Regions from separate parts of the Homo sapiens genome. Here region 1 is linked to region 2. Evidence: chromatin loops called from intact Hi-C (ENCODE). Cell type or tissue: heart left ventricle. All regions are shown on one strand.

Region 1 (8,000 bases), 640 kb before region 2:
TATGTATACAAAAGAATTGAATCAGGATCTTGAAGTGATTATCTGCACTTCTATTTTCATTGCAACATTATTCACAATCGCTAAAGCATGGAAGCAACCCAAGTAACTGTTCATTGACAGATGAATAGACTTTAAAAATTTACACACACACACACACACACACACACTGGTATACTATTCAAGCTTTAAAAAAAAGGATATACTGGGCCGGGCGCGGTGGCGCATGCCTGTAATCCAAGCACTTTGGGAGGTCGAGGCGGGCGGATCACTAGGTCAGGAGATCGAGACCATCCTGGCTAAAACGGTGAAACCCCGTCTCTACTATAAACAGAAATATTAGCCGGGTGTGGTGGCAGGCGCCTGTAGTCCCAGCTACTCGGGAGGCTGAGGCAGGAGAATGGCGTGAACCCGGGAGGCGGAGCTTGCAGTGAGCGGAGATCATGCCACTGCACTCCAACCTGGGCAACAGAGCGAAACTCCATCACAAAAAAAAAAAAAAAAAAAAAAAATATTCTGCCGTATATGACAATGATGCAAACATACATGAACAGGTTGACATTATGCTAAGTTAAATAACCCAGTCACAAGAGGACAAATACTGTGTGCTTCTAAAATAGACTCATAGAATAGAGAGCCGAATGGTGGTTGCCAGGGGCTTGGGGCTGGGTAAATAGAGAGTTGTTCAATAGTTACAAAGTTTCAGTTATGCAAGATGAGTAAGTTCTAGAGATCTGCTATACAATACTGTACCTATAGTTAACACTGTATTATGCACTTAGAAAAATGTAAGAGGGTAGATCTCATGTTGAGTATTCGTAACCACCAAAAGGGGGTGGGGGAGACAAGACATGTTTATTGCCCTGACTGTTTTTGTGATGCTGGTTTCACAGGTGCATGCATATGTCCAAACTTATCAAATTGTATACAGTAAATATGTGCAGTTTTTTGTACTTCAATTATACGTCAATTAAATAAAACAGCTCCCCAGGTGATTTTAACATGCAGCTTGAGTTGAGAAACATTGCTCTGATGGCCATAAGATGGTTTAGTTAAGGTCCTTAAAAACTCTTTAAGGCATCTGGGCATGCCTTAGATGTGTAGAGTGATGCAGTGTAAGCGAGTGATATGTATAGTTTAACTCCATCACCAAAATTACCGTTACTAGGAGATGTGGCTGGATGTTCTCTTGTTTTGTTTTTGTTTTTGTTTTTTTGAGACGGAGTTTCACATTTGTTGCCCAGGCTGGAGTGCAATGCGCGATATCGGCTCATCACAAACTCCGCCTCCCGGGTTCAAGCGATTCTGCTGCCTCAGCCTCCCGAGTAGCTGGGATTACAGGCATGCGCCTCCACGCCCGGCTAATTTTGTATTTTTAGTAGAGATGGGGTTTCTCCATGTTGGTCAGGCTGGTCTCCAACTCCCAACCTCAGGTGATCTGCCCGCCTCGGCCTCCCAAAGTGCTGGAATTACAGGCGTGAGCCACCGCTCCTGTCCGGCTGGATGTTTTAAATGTTAAATTAATCAGAGTCCATATTCCTTAAGGAAACTACTGATTATCATTTGATTTTTTCATGTACCATGTCTAGAGTTTAGAAAACACTTTGATCATGTTACATGGAAGCAAATCTGGTCCTTTTCAAAAAAAAATTCACTTCAGATTAATAAATTGGCTTTTGAATTTTTTTTTATCAATCACATTAACTTAATTAATATAAATGTGGCCAGAGATGGGGCCTAAAAGGCCTTGATTCTCTAGTGATAGCATTCCTATATGATCCTATATGTTTAATATTTTGTTCTCTACACCTACCACGTTGTGTTTCATGGTTATCAAGAAACAAAATGGTTTCAAATCACACAGACAATTCTTTTAATTTGTGCTTCATAAATGGTGATTGTTACTATTTTCATCATTTCCTTTCAGCAAAAAGTAACTTTCATGGTAGATCTTCTCCCCAGTTCAAGTGCTTTTAATTCAGTATTATAAATCTCCAGGACTCACCCTGTAGCACTATGCCCAGACTTGGATTTCACAGGCAATGCCCCTCACTCTAAGCCTTTCCATCTGCTTTTCTCCCGCTCACTTGGCTTCCAACATTCTTATTTTATTTCCCACCTTTCACCTATGAGAGCAGTGAACTGATTATGAATACCTACATCTATTGATTAATCAAAAGACAGATGAGGTTGTTATATAGCTTTCCTCATTTTAAATACAGTATGCATTTTAAATATATTAAGTACATTTTAAAAGTTTCCTTTTAAACTCAATTATCTTTCCTTTTCAGTTTAATTTTAAAAAGTAAAAACCCATAGGAAACTTTTGACAAGAAACACTTCCAAGGCAGGTTGATGTCAGCATCATCTCCAGATGATTCTAATGTGTCACTAGGGTGGCAAACTCCTATTCTAGAGTCCATAGTTCATTACCCTGGCTATACATTAGAATTACCTTGGATACCTTTAACTATACTTCTTGAATCCCACTCTTAAAGATCCTGATTTAAGCTCTGGAGGTGATTTGAATGTGCAGCTAGGATTGACACTTGCTGCTCCAAACCAATGATTCTCATAGTCTCCATCAGAAACACAAGGTGAGCTCATTAAAACCGAAGGCACTGCGGGAAAAGACAGCGGGTTGTAGACTTCATGTCTACCAATCAACAGAAATAGAAACTGGATGTTACTTGTTTTATGCCCTATAGTTTCTGATTCTAGTCCCTGATATGTAATAAAACAATACAGTATGCAGTAGTCCCATATATTGGGACATCTGCAAAATGGAGACAGAACTTGTAAAATATGTCAAAAAAATTTTTGGTTTTCAGCAAAACACCATACAAGTCTGTAAACTTGCTGAGTATTATCTGATCTGATTCTATGGAAGGTATTTTGCAATTGTAAATTGTAGACAGCTGATAGCAATGCAAAATGATTGTCTGTAGACATGCAAATTCTGTCTGTCTGGGACAAGTTCTATTGACTTTCCTTCTCCACTACAAAAGAGGCTAGCTTTGCCTCCATTTGCACATTCAGAGCTGTTTTACACCTTTTCTAAAATTATTTTTAACGAATTTAGATTTTTTTAATAGTGCAAATAATAATGGACTGGCAATAGACATTTTTTCAAAGGATCTTTTGAGCTCAAAGGAACAAAAATTTCAAAGGAATTTTTAATTGTACCAGTTTGATAGTGTTTAATAAAAAATAATATTTAATATATTATGTGCCTATCCAGGGACAATGCAAAAATTATAAAGTAAATTTTCCCAGAATAATTTCATCCTAAATATAAATGTAGCAAAGATCTCCTGGTATAGTGTATTATTACTTACAAGGACTCAAATTACATATTACATATTACTTACAAGGACTCAAAAAAAATTTTGAGACTAAATATCAGGATGAACCACTAGGTGGCAAAGTAACATTTGTTTTGTCACATTTTTAAACAGACTTGAAACCTTCCTTCAATGTTATTTGTAATTGAAATATGATGTTCATGGGATTCTGATTCAGTAAGATTTTCTAAATATTCTCTTATTCAAATGAAACTTAGTAGTTTTCTCAGGGAAAAGCAATGTTCATAATACATTCTTTAAAGGAACAAAGAACAAAAAGTTGTGTTGGATTGAAACATCTATTCTGAAATCAAAGCTAAACTTGAATTTAACAGTTTTATATCTGATGTAACAAAATCCTCAAGTATGAATGGACCTTACATATCACCTGTACTAAAAGTTCACCTTTACGCTGAAATGAACTTTAAGATTGTCCTGATCATTAATTCTTTGTGCTCCTATTAAACATTTTCATTTAGAGAAAATATGCTCTCTCACAAGACATATGTATTGTTCTTTCTTTAATTAACATTATACCTTGGGGTCTTCCTTTTTAAAAAAAATTATTTATTTTATTTCAGTTCTGGAAAATGCTTTGTTTTCTATGGCACACATCCTATTTAACACAATGTCAGTCCAAATTTACCCTTTTTTTTTTTTTTTTTTTGAGATGGAGTCTCACTCTGTCACCCAGGCTAGAGTGCACTGGTGCAACCTCGGCTCATTTTAACCTCCACTTCCCGGGTTCAAATGATTCTCCTGCCTCAGCCTCCCAAGTAAACTAAAGGCATGTGCTACCACATTCAGCTAATTTTTGTATTTATAGCAGAGACGGGGTTTCACCATGTTGGCCAGGCTGGTCTCGAACTCCTGACCTCAAGTGATCTGCCCGTCTTGGCCTCCCAAAGTGCTGGGATTAGAGGCACGAGCCACCACTCCTGGCCCAAATTTATCATTCTTAATGGCGGAGCTCTAGCAGTATTTCTATTAAACACAGAAACAAAAATAGGATGTCCCCTACGTTCACTATCTATGTCTTAGTAGTTAGTAACCATAAACTTCAAAGCTTAAAACAACACATATTTATTATTGTAGTTTCTTTAGGTTAGAAGTCCAGTGTGGCTATACTGGGTCCTCTGCTTAGGGTCTCACAAGTTTGCAATCAAAGTGTTAGCCAGGGCTTCAGTCTCATCAGAGGCTGGACTGGGGAAGGATTTGTTTTTGTTGGCAGAATTCCATTTCTTGCAGCCATATAGGACTGAAGGCTTCACCTCTGCTCCTAGAGGCCAAATTCAGTTTCTTTCATGTGAGTCTACCAACATAGGCAGCTTAGTTTTTCAAAGCCAGTAAGGAAAGAGAGAAGCAGGCAAAAAATTCTAGTAAGCCAAGGCATTGCAATCTCACATACTTAATCATATACATCTCATCACCTTTGCTGTATTCTATTGATTATAAACAAGTTATAGGTCAGACCCACACTCAAGGGAATGGGACTACACAAAGACAGAAAGTTCAGAAAATGGGTATCATGAGGAAGCATTCTAGGGTGTGTCTACCACACCACTATCACCCTTTTTGTCTAATATTATACTTAAGGTACTAATGGTATTAGTCCTTTTTCATGATGTTGATAAAAACATACCCAAGACTGGACAATTTACAAAAGAAAGAGGTTTAATGGACTTTCAGTTCCACATGGCTGGGGAGGCCTCACAATCATGGCAGAAGGCAAGGAGGAGCAAGTCACATCTTATGCGGATGGCAGGAGGCAAAGACAGAGAACTTGTGCAGGAAAACTCCCATTTTTTAAATAACCAGATCTTGTGAGACTTATTCACTATCATGAGACCAGCACTGTGAAGACCCATCCCCATGTTTCATGTGGGAATTATGAGAGCTACGAGATGAGATTTGGGTGGGGACACAGACCCAAACCACATCACTAACTTACAAGAAAGCAAAGAATAAGGCAATATAAATAAAACAAAATATAAGAACAATAACACTAAGTGTAAATGAATTTAACTCCCTAAAGACCAAATTCATGGGTTGGATGATTTTTCTAATCCAACTACATGGCTTTCTATTTTATTTTATCTTTAATAAAGTGACACAGGAAAGTTTCAATGTAGATGAATAGGAAAATTATTTCAGAAAAAGATGGAACAAAAAGACAATATAAAAATAAAAATACGGGCCAGGCATGGTGGCTCACGCTTGTAATCCCAGCACTTTGGGAGGCTGTGGCAGGCAGATCACCTGAGGTCAAGAGTTTGAGACCAGCCTAGTCAACATGGTGAAACTCCATCTCTACTAAAAATACAAAAAATTAACCGGGCATGGTGGCAATCGCCTGTAATCCCAGCTACTCAGGAGACTGAGTCAGGACAATCACTTGAACCTAGGAGGCGGAGGTTGCAGTGAGCTGAGCTCGCACCATTGCACTCCAGCCTAGGCAACAGAGTAAGACTCTGTCTCAAAAAAAAATACATAAAAATAAAAATACAATTCTTAATATACATATCAACATGCTAAAGGACAAAGTAGGCTACATTGTATTTATAAATAAATAGCATAATATTCTTTTTCTTTCTTTTTTTTTTTTTTTTTGAGATGGGGTCTGTCTCTGTCCCCCAGGTTGGAGTGCAGTGGCGCTACCTCGGCTCACTGCAGGCTCTGCCCCGGGTTCACGCCATTCTCCTGCCTCAGCCTCCTGAGTATCTGGGATTACAGGCGCCCGCCACTGCGGGGTTTCACTGTGTTAGCCAGGATGGTCTCGATCTCCTGACCTCGTGATCCACCCGCCTCGGCATCCCAAAGTGCTGGGATTACAGGTATGAGCTATCGCGCCTGGCCGATAGTATAATTTTCAAAAAAGAAATCACACTCATAAACCTTTCCATTGTTAAAATTTTAGATCAAAATATTTCTAACAAGGAAAGGCAGGACTTCTGGTAATGACAGCATGAAGAGGTCAGGTGATCTCTTCCACAGAGAATAATTACAAGCACCAGACAAAACTATTAAAAGCAACTCTTTGGAGGCACTGAAAATGACCAGAGATAGGCAAACTCTTGAAAAGAATGTACTCATGGAAGGATACTATTTCCTTGGATAAGAACTCTGAGTTTGTAATTTTCTTTCTAGAACATTCCTCAAACCCACCCTTTCCTTCAAGTCAGGAAGTAGAAATCAGCAGCCTGAACAGCTCAAGATGGCAGGTGATGGAATTCAGAGAAACAGAGCAACTAGAAATTTAACAGAGAAATTTTGAAAGTGAGATTGCCACAAAATCTGTCTATAAACTCTATCCAAGTCTCTGGCTGACCACTAAACTACGTGTGCAGAGGGAATATCCCATAAGCCTGATGAAAATGTAGGCAGAAACTAGAGAAACATAATTGCTCCTGGTGGGATTTGAGGGCTTGCTGCACCTCTGACCCACTGCCTTCCCCAACCCGTACACAGCTTAGAAAGCAGAAAGCAGAAACCTTTCGTTTGAGGTGTGAAAGAGCAGAAATTGGAACGGTAGAGCAACTAGTCATTAAAGGGGGAGGGAGATAGATTTTACTGTTCACAACAAAAAAGCGAAAGTTCTCACAATAACAAGAGATTCCAGAATCACTGCAAAGTCTTATCTTAAAGGTCAATTTATTAAGGCAAAAATGATTAGACGTGCAAACACACAGGAAAAAGATAACCCATTCTTAGGAAAAAAAATAGCAGTTTCTGAAAGGTTCCAGATGTCGGATTTGGCAAAGACTTCAAAGAAGCTATTATAAATATATTCAAATAATTAAATGAAAATGTCATTTAATTTACTGAATAAACTAATAAGGAATTTTAACAGAGAAATAGAAGATATATGTAAGAAAAAATACAATAACTGAAATGAGAAATTAGATGTGAACAACAACAGATCTGATAACAGCAGAAGAAAGAATCTGTAAATTTGAAGATAACTCATTGAAATATCCATTTTGAAGAACTAAGAGAAAAAAGACTGAATCAAAGTAAACAAAGTATCAAAGATCTGTGGGGTGATATCAAACAGTCCAACATTTATGGAATTTGAATCCTAGAAACAGAGGAGAAAGAGTAAAATATAAAAAACTTTTTGAATACAAAATAACTGTAAACACCTTAAATTCTGTGGAAAGCTTGTATTTCCAAAAACCTCAACAAACCAAAATTAGGATAGATGCAAAGAAATCCACACCTAAACACATAGGTGAAAGCCAAAGCTAAAGAAAACTTCTGAAAATAACAAGTGCTTTTAACAACATTATTTATCATAGTGAAAAACTAGAAGCAATCTACATGCTCATCATCGGTGACTGGATAAATAAATTATGACATATTTATATAGTAGAACATGATTCAAAAACCAAAAAGGAATAAATTGCTGGGAGCAGTGACTCAGGCCTGTAATCCCAGCACTTTGGGAGGCCGAGGCAGGCAGATCACCTGAGGTCAGGAGTTCGAGACCAGCCTGACCAACATGGTGAAACCACGTCTGTACTAAAAATACAAAATTAGCTGGGCATGGTGGTGCATGCCTGTAATCCCAGCTACTAGGGAGGCTGAGGCAGAGAATCGCTTGAACCTGGGAGGAGGAGGTCTTGGTAAGCCAAGATCGTGACACCGCACTCCAGCCTG
Region 2 (8,000 bases):
AGGAGAAAGTTGGATGACATATTCAAAGTTATAAAAGAAAAAAAAAAACCTTTCAGCTAAGAATACTATACTCAACACAACTGTCAATACCGATGAGAGCAAACTGAAGGATTCATTACCAGTAGAACTACTTTACAAGAAATGCTTAAGGGAGTTCTTATAGTGAAAACAAAAGGACAATAATTACTGTAATGAATACATATGAAAGTATAAAGCTCACTGGTAGAGGTAAATACATAATCAAATCAAGAATATTTCAATACTGGAATGGTGTATAAATTATACATTTCTGTAATATAAAGATGAAAAGTCAAAGTGGTCAAAAATAGCTAAGACTATCATAAGTTGTCATTAAATACACAATATAAAAAGATGTAAATTTTGACATTAAAAACAAATTGTGATGGGACGGAAAAAAGTCTAGAGCTTTTATGTTCAACAGAAATTAAGATGTTATCTGCTTTAAAAAGTAGATTATAAGGACGGGTGTGGTGGCTCACACCTGTAATCTGAGCACTTTGGGAGGCTGATGCAGGCAGACCACCTGAGGTCACAAGTTCAAGACCAGCCTGCCCAACATGGTGAAACCCCACCTCTACTAAAAATAAAGTTAGCTGGGTGTCGTGGCATGCACCTGTAATCCCAGCTACTTGGGAGGCTGAGGCACAAGAATCACTTGAGCCCTGAAGGCGCAGGTTGCAGTAAGCTGAGATCATGCCATTGCACTCCAGCCTGGGTAACAAGAGCAAGACTCAGTCTCAAAAAAAAAAAAAAAGTAGATTATAACTACAAGATTTTATACATAAGCCTACTGGTATCCACAAAAAAAATAAAAGATAGCAGATATACAAATGATAACTAGAAAAATCATAGCTTAACACTTCAGAAAATTATCAAATCACAAATCACAAGAAAGGAACAAAAAATCTGTAAAACAAAATCAAATTTTAAAATGTCAGTAAGCCTTTACCTATTAATAATAACATTGACTGTAAATGGATTAAAATCTCTAATCAATAGAGTAGATAAATAAATTTTAAAAAGATCCAGTTATATGTTGTCTACAAGATATCCACTTAAGATTTAAGAACTCACATAGCCTGAAAGTAAAAGGATGGAAGAAAATATTTCATGAACATGATAATCAAAAGAAAGCAAGAGCGGCTATATTTACATCTGAAAAAAAAAATTCAAGTAAAAAACTTTTGCAAGAGACAAAGATGGTTATGATTTAATGATAAAGGGTCAATTCATCTAGAAGACACTCTCAGTGTATGTACATGCCACAATTAAGCACCTACAGACATAAAGCCAATATTAATGGACATGAAGGTAGAAACAGATACAATACCATAATAGTAGGGGAATTTATTATCTCACGTTCATCAATGGATATATAAACAAGACAGAAACTTAAGGAAATACTGGACTTAAATTGTACTTTTGATTAAATAGACCTCACAGGCATACAGAGCTTTCCATCCAACAGCTGCAGAATATCCACTTTTCTCCAGTGCACATGGATCATCCTCCAGACCAGATCACACAGTCCACAAGACAAGTCTTAACAAATTTAAGAAGATTTAAATTATATCTAGCATCATCTCAGACCACAATGGTAAGGAACTAAAAATCAGTAACATGAGGAATCTTGGAAAAGTCAAAAAATATGTAGAAATTAAAGAACATGCTCCTGAACAACCAATGGATCAAAGAAGAAATCAAAAAGGAAATTTATAAATATCTTGAGACAAACAATAGAAATATAACATATAAAAACCTATGGGATACCAGCGAAAGTAGTTTTAAAAGGGAAGTTTATAGTAATATATGCTTACATTAAAAAAAGATTCCAAATAAATAGCCTAGCCTTACACTTCAAGGAACTAGAAAAAGAACTAAACACCAAATTTGCAGAATAAAGAAAATTTTAAAAATCAGAATAAAAATAAATAGGAATGGAAAAGCCATAGAAAGAATTGATAAAACTAGGAGTTTGTTTTTCGAAAACAAATTGACAACCATTAGCTAGTCTAGAAAAAAATAGAGAGAGAGACAGAAAACAAAACAGTGGTTACTTCCACTGTAGGGTGTGAATAGAAAGAAGGAAATACAGAGATGTAGGTCAGAGGATACAAAGTAGCAGATACTTAGGATGAACAAATCTAGAGAACTAATGCACAACATGAAGACAATGGGAAATAAAGTTGTACTGTGTTTAAGGGATTCATGCTATGAGATTTTTATCATTCTTGCCACAAAACAAAAATGGGTAACTCTGAAATGAAGAATGTTAATTTACTTTACTGTAATAACACTTTTACTATGTATATGTATCCCATAAGATCATGCTATATAACTTAAATATATAAAATAAACTTTTAAAAATAGCAGAAGGGGACATCAGAGAGGAAGTGAGAGCATTTTATGCTTGGTTAACTAAGGTAAAGAGTTAAAAATAATTCCTTTATGACAGCACCTCTCATTCGTTATGAGAATGTGCTGAGAATCTCCATGAAGAAGCTATGTTATGCAATATTTTTCAAACATATTTTTGCAGAGCAACTTGCAGGACTGGTGTTCTGCAGGGCAGACTTTGGGAAATGGTCCTCCAGACAAATTATAGTCCATACGCCATATGTAAGGGGGGAAGTGCTATTAAAGAGCAGAAGACCAACAGACAGGAGCTTCAAATTTAGTCCTGTCGATAATTTTCTTATTGGACTTTATTGCTTCATCTATAAATTGAAGGAACTGAGCTAAACAAAGTGTTTTGATCTTGAAAATTCTAAATATTTTAAAAAGCTTGAGCTAGTTATAATACACTGTCATAGAAAGTTTTCCCTAAACAAATAAAATTGTATTGTTGCTCTGGAAAGGCACTGATTATATTTTCAAGTCTGAAATTATTCAAGACATTTTAATATTTTGCATATAAGATTTATTTTGAAATTTGTCCTCTCACTTGAGACGTTTTGCCCTATTTAAGCTTCTGTTCAGATTAAAATTGAAACTCTCCTCCAATATTACACGACTGGCTTTTGATATCCTGGGCTCAACTGATGCTTCTCAAACTTTAATGGACATCCTATCACCTGCGTATGTGGTCAGAATGCAGATTCTGATTCCATAGGTCTAGAATACTGTCAGATTCTGCACTGGCCACAAACTCCCAGGTGATCATGCTGCTGTGGGTCTGCACCATAACACCAACCTGAGTTTTAATTCATTTTCTACAACTGCTCATCACTATGAGATTGATCAAGTCAATAAATATTTCTGTGCCTCTGTTTACTCATTGTCAAATAGTGATAGCACACTTGCTTTAATGGCCTCACAAAGCTATTGTGAAGAGGAATTAGATTTTATGTGATGATCTACTAAAATTTATAAACATATCCACGTTGTTCTTTTTTCTTTTTTTTTAAACACAAATTCAATGGTTCACTCAATGGGCATTTTCAAATCTTTTTTCGCATGACATATGTGATATATGTCATTATTTTCTGATTTTTTAACATAATTATGTCACCCTAGTAACTCACTGATCCATAGGAATGCTCTGATTAGGGGTTTGGAATAGTTAGATGTGGGGGAATAAAGGGAAAATATAGATGTTTAAAAATCATAGTGATTTTTACTGTATTAAATAAATACTGTATTTTACTATACTATAAATACTTTACTATAATAAAGGTAGAGTCAAAAATTTCATTGCTGAAAGTGACTTCACTTGTGCTATCCCATATGTAAATGACTTCAGTGTGTGATAGAGAAAACAAAGTTTTTAAAAGATAATTTTCCTAGGAAAAGATAATTGTCCTAGGTCACACAGCATGTTAGTCAAGAACAAGCTTGTACCAAATTCAGGATGACAGAAAACTTACTAATTTTTGAGAAAAGAAAACATCTGCCACATAAACGTGCTTAAATAAGGTGAAGATGAAGACTTTGATTATATTTCAGAAACAGTTTGGACAACCTGATGCAGGGAATACGATTTTAACATGTAATTTGTGAAAATTCCACTAGATGGCAGATGAAATCCAATGTTAGATACAGGAGCGTGACAAGGAGGAAAAATGGAAACGCTATTTCTTTATTGAAAGACTGGGCCTCTGACTTTGGCACATTTATTCAGTGTATTAATATAGTGCCTATCACTGATTTAACATATAGAGATATGCTTCATATAAAATATTTCCTACACATTTTTTAAATTGAACTAATGGCATGGCTACATACGCATGTTACTAAATGGGAAATTGTTCAATATAGTGAGAAAGCATGAAAAAAGACTTGAGTCCTGGTCATAGTTTTGACACTAAATAAAGAAGTGACCTTGAGTAAGTTATCTCACTTGTCTGAATCTCATCTTCTCACCCATAAAATGTAGACAATAAATAATAATGCACTACTAATTTGTAGGGCAGTTGAGGTTGTATGGAAATTGGCTTTATAAACTACAAAGCACAACACAAGTGTTGGTTACTGTTATTTCAAAGCCCCTTTTCCCTTTCTTGACTGAGGCGGTGGGACTGTGAGCCTCAAATCAGGTAAGCCCTCCTTCACCAACCTTCCACTCTGCTAAGCCCTCTCAGTGCCCTCAAGCTCCGGGAATCAAAATCTTTCACTCATTCTGGCTAGTGTTTATTTTGGCTCCTATATGCCTTTGGACTTCTGCAAGTTTCTCTGCTCTGGTTAAAACAGTCTGCTGTTCTATTACTGTGTGTCACAAGGACTTTCATTCCCTCTGTGGGTTAAAGTGTCACTTGGTGCTCATGGGAGAAAGATGGGGAAACTTCTTCATTTTGCTGGAGTCACTTAATTTTCAAATCTATGTGACAGAAGCCGCATAGTGTCCTACTTGTTCCTTCATACTTCCTCTGCCCTTCTAGGATTTTTAACAGCAAGTTTATGCCTCTCTGCTGGTACAGTCTAAATTCCAGTAATTCAAAGATTCATCAACAGTCCAAACTCTGTTTATATCTCCATGAATACTATTGCAAACCACATCCCAGCAATAACGTTTAGTTTAAGATTCAAATTAATGACTACAGTCTGAGACTACATAGAATATCTATTGCAGGCAACACTTGAAGAAAATTTGTGCTATCCCATATTTAAGAGGGGATAGCATGTGACTTGTCAGATCTGTAGCTGCTTAACAGAATCGCTGTAGAATATTTCCCAACGAAGGGTGTATCCAAGGCTTATTATTGGGGGATAATTCGTCACATCCATTAATCAGAGGTTGATCTAGAGACTGCATGCAGAAATAGTGAGAGTCTTGGATGATCTATGTAAAAACATATCTGCCACTTACAGGCTGTTAGAAAGGTGTGTTCTATTGTGGAAACTTTCCCCCTTCCTTTTGCTAAGAATTGTTCACAATGCAACTTAAGATCCTCAACTGTGAACATTATTATAAACACATACTTGCCCTCATTTTTGAGGGGGTGAAGTTGATCCACTGTGATTTCTCTCTGGTAGCATGCCATTCCCAGTTTTCCAGGAGTGACCCTGTATTCAAGCTTTCCACTTTTTCCTACCCATCAAATTCTACCTCCTGAACTTGAATTTACACTGAAGCATAAATACCTGATAATTTCAGAGTAAATTAATTACTTCTACCAAAGCTTTTCACATTTCAAAGCAATCAGAACCGGAAAAGGCAGGAAGAAAGGTAGAGGTTTTAACTGGCCTATAAGGCCCCTAAAATTCCTGCTGCCCTCCCTCCCACCTCCCCCAGTCCTACCCCACCATACACAGAAGACTGAGGTTTCCTAGCATCTTCTATTCATCTATATATAAACACATTAAATTTATTTTTGTTACTAAATGGTGACAAATAATTAGACAGAGTTGCAAGAAACCGAACGATTATGTTTGGAATGATTCAGTCTGAAACATAGGCCATGCTTGTACACTTAACTTTAATGGCTTCAGGAACACATCAAGGATATAAGTAGCCAGCCTTCAGAGCAGAGGCAAATGGGCTACAAATAAAGGCCCATATGATTTTCAACTGCACACAGTGCCCCATAAAATTTAGGACACTACAGCCGGGCGCAGTGGCTCAACCTGCAATCCCAGCACTTTGGGTGGCCGAGGTGGGCGGATCACGAGGTCAGGAGATCGAGGCCATCCTGGCTAACAAGGTGAAACCCTGTCTCTACTAAAAATACAAAAAATTAGCCGGTGTGGTGGCGGGCGCCTGTAGTCCCAGCTACTCGGGTGGCTGAGGCAGGAGAATTGTTTGAACCCGGAAGGTGGAGGTTGCAGTGAGCAGAGATCGTGCCGCTGCACTCCAGCCTGGGCGACAGTACAAGACTCCATTTCAAAAAAAAAGTTAGGGCACTCCATATAACAAACTGTGCTTTTAATTGAAAACTCTGAAGTTGAAAATGGTAAGAACAGATCATCTAAAATGCAAGGGCTAATATGTTATTAAACAGCTTTTCCCTTGAGCAACCCTAGAATGAATGGCAGCAGAATCATTTACATAGAGTGAGCAATAGAGAAGAGGCTAGGTCTTGAATATAGGTGGTTATATATTAATAACCTTGTCTATTACAATACTACTTTCAAGCTCAAGTTAGAGAAATGCTTTGGGAATACTCTTAAGTTTAGCAGGGTCTAAAGCAACATAGAATGGGGCTTCTAATAAGTTGAGAGAGAACCTTGGCATATTCTGCTCACCCCTCTTAACATCATTGTTTGGAGACTGAAGGACAGCTGTCATCCTGTCAGGACCATGCCCAAAGAGCCCACAAGTTTCACCCTGTAACTCACAGAGCAAACAGGCTACCCTGTCAGCAATTTCTCAGATTGCTTTTCATCCACCAGCAGGCTTATTTTCATGTATTGCCATCTAAATCTCTCCAATTTTGTGTCAGTGCAGAAAGTATTATCCTTTTTATCTAAGGTTAATTCTTCCACCTAAGCAAATGAGTGTGCTAAAATATTTTCTATCCTTAAACTAAAACAAAAATCCCTCTGCTATTGGAATTCTAGGCAAGTGGTCATAACCACCACTATCATTCTTATGTGGAAAGGATGTTTCTATCTTGCCACCCTCCTCACCCCCTACACCACAGTCTATTCTCAACCCAGCAGTGAGTGTCCCTGTTAAAATATTGTTCCATGTCACTCCTCTGCCTAAAACCCTAACTCAGGGTATAAGCCAAAGTTCACAAAATGTCCTTCAAGATCACAGGTAATTGGTCCACCTTCCACCTTTAACTCTGATCTTACTTTCTATTCCTTTCCCTGTCCATCACTCAGTTCCAGATTCCCTGATAAATTTGTCCAGTCTTGCATATGCCAGGCACACTCCCACTGCGTGGTCTTTGTGTTAGCTTTGCCCCCTGCCCAAAGGGAAGATCTACATTACTATATATACTCATGGCTTTCTTCTTCATCCCATTCAACTTTTTTGCTTAAAACTAACCTTCCCAGGCTGGACGCAGTGGCTCATGCCTGTAATCCCAAAACTTTGGGAGGCTGAGGCGAGGGGATCAACTGAGGTTGGGAGTTTGAGACGAGCCTGACCAACATGGAGAAACCCTGTCTGTTAAAAATACAAAATTAGCCAGGCATGGTGGTACATGCCTGTAATCCCAGCTACTCGGGAGGCTGAGGTAGGAGAATCACTTGAACCTGGGAGGCGAGGTTGCAGTGAGCTGAGATCTCACCATTTCACTCCAGCCTGGGCAACAAGAGCAAAACTCTGTCTCAAAAATAAATAAATAAATAAATAAATAAATAAATAAATAAATAAATAACCTTCCCATGAGGTCATCCCTAATCACTATTAAATTTGCATTCTACCTCAAGTCCACCCTTTCCTCTTTTTTCTGCTTGTGCTTATCTCCCAACAAGGTGTGCGCTCACGCTCTCTCTCTCCCTCTCTCTCTCAATAGATAGATAGATAGATAGATAGATAGATAGATAGATAGATACAAGTTTGCATGCAATTAAGAATTGTGTTTATGTGC

What was found. A loop is a pair of places that touch in the nucleus more often than their neighbours do. Peaks named below come from ENCODE experiments on the same cell type or tissue, not always from the same donor. Only the 100,000 strongest peaks of a DNase experiment are listed, where the experiment ranks them.
Region 1: it touches region 2 in a loop (4-fold over the local background); 3 of 110 quality-filtered maps call a loop at or near these places.

The regions. Positions count from the first base shown.
Region 1 is chr7:80,056,996-80,064,995 of GRCh38, forward strand. No RefSeq gene overlaps it. Among named protein-coding and RNA genes, the nearest start is that of GNAI1, 74 kb to the right of the region's middle. In heart left ventricle, a CTCF peak has its summit at 3,427 (motif pointing right); no DNase peak of the experiment used is centred here.
Region 2 is chr7:80,695,197-80,703,196 of GRCh38, forward strand. No RefSeq gene overlaps it. Among named protein-coding and RNA genes, the nearest start is that of CD36, 61 kb to the left of the region's middle. In heart left ventricle, a CTCF peak has its summit at 4,018 (motif pointing right); no DNase peak of the experiment used is centred here.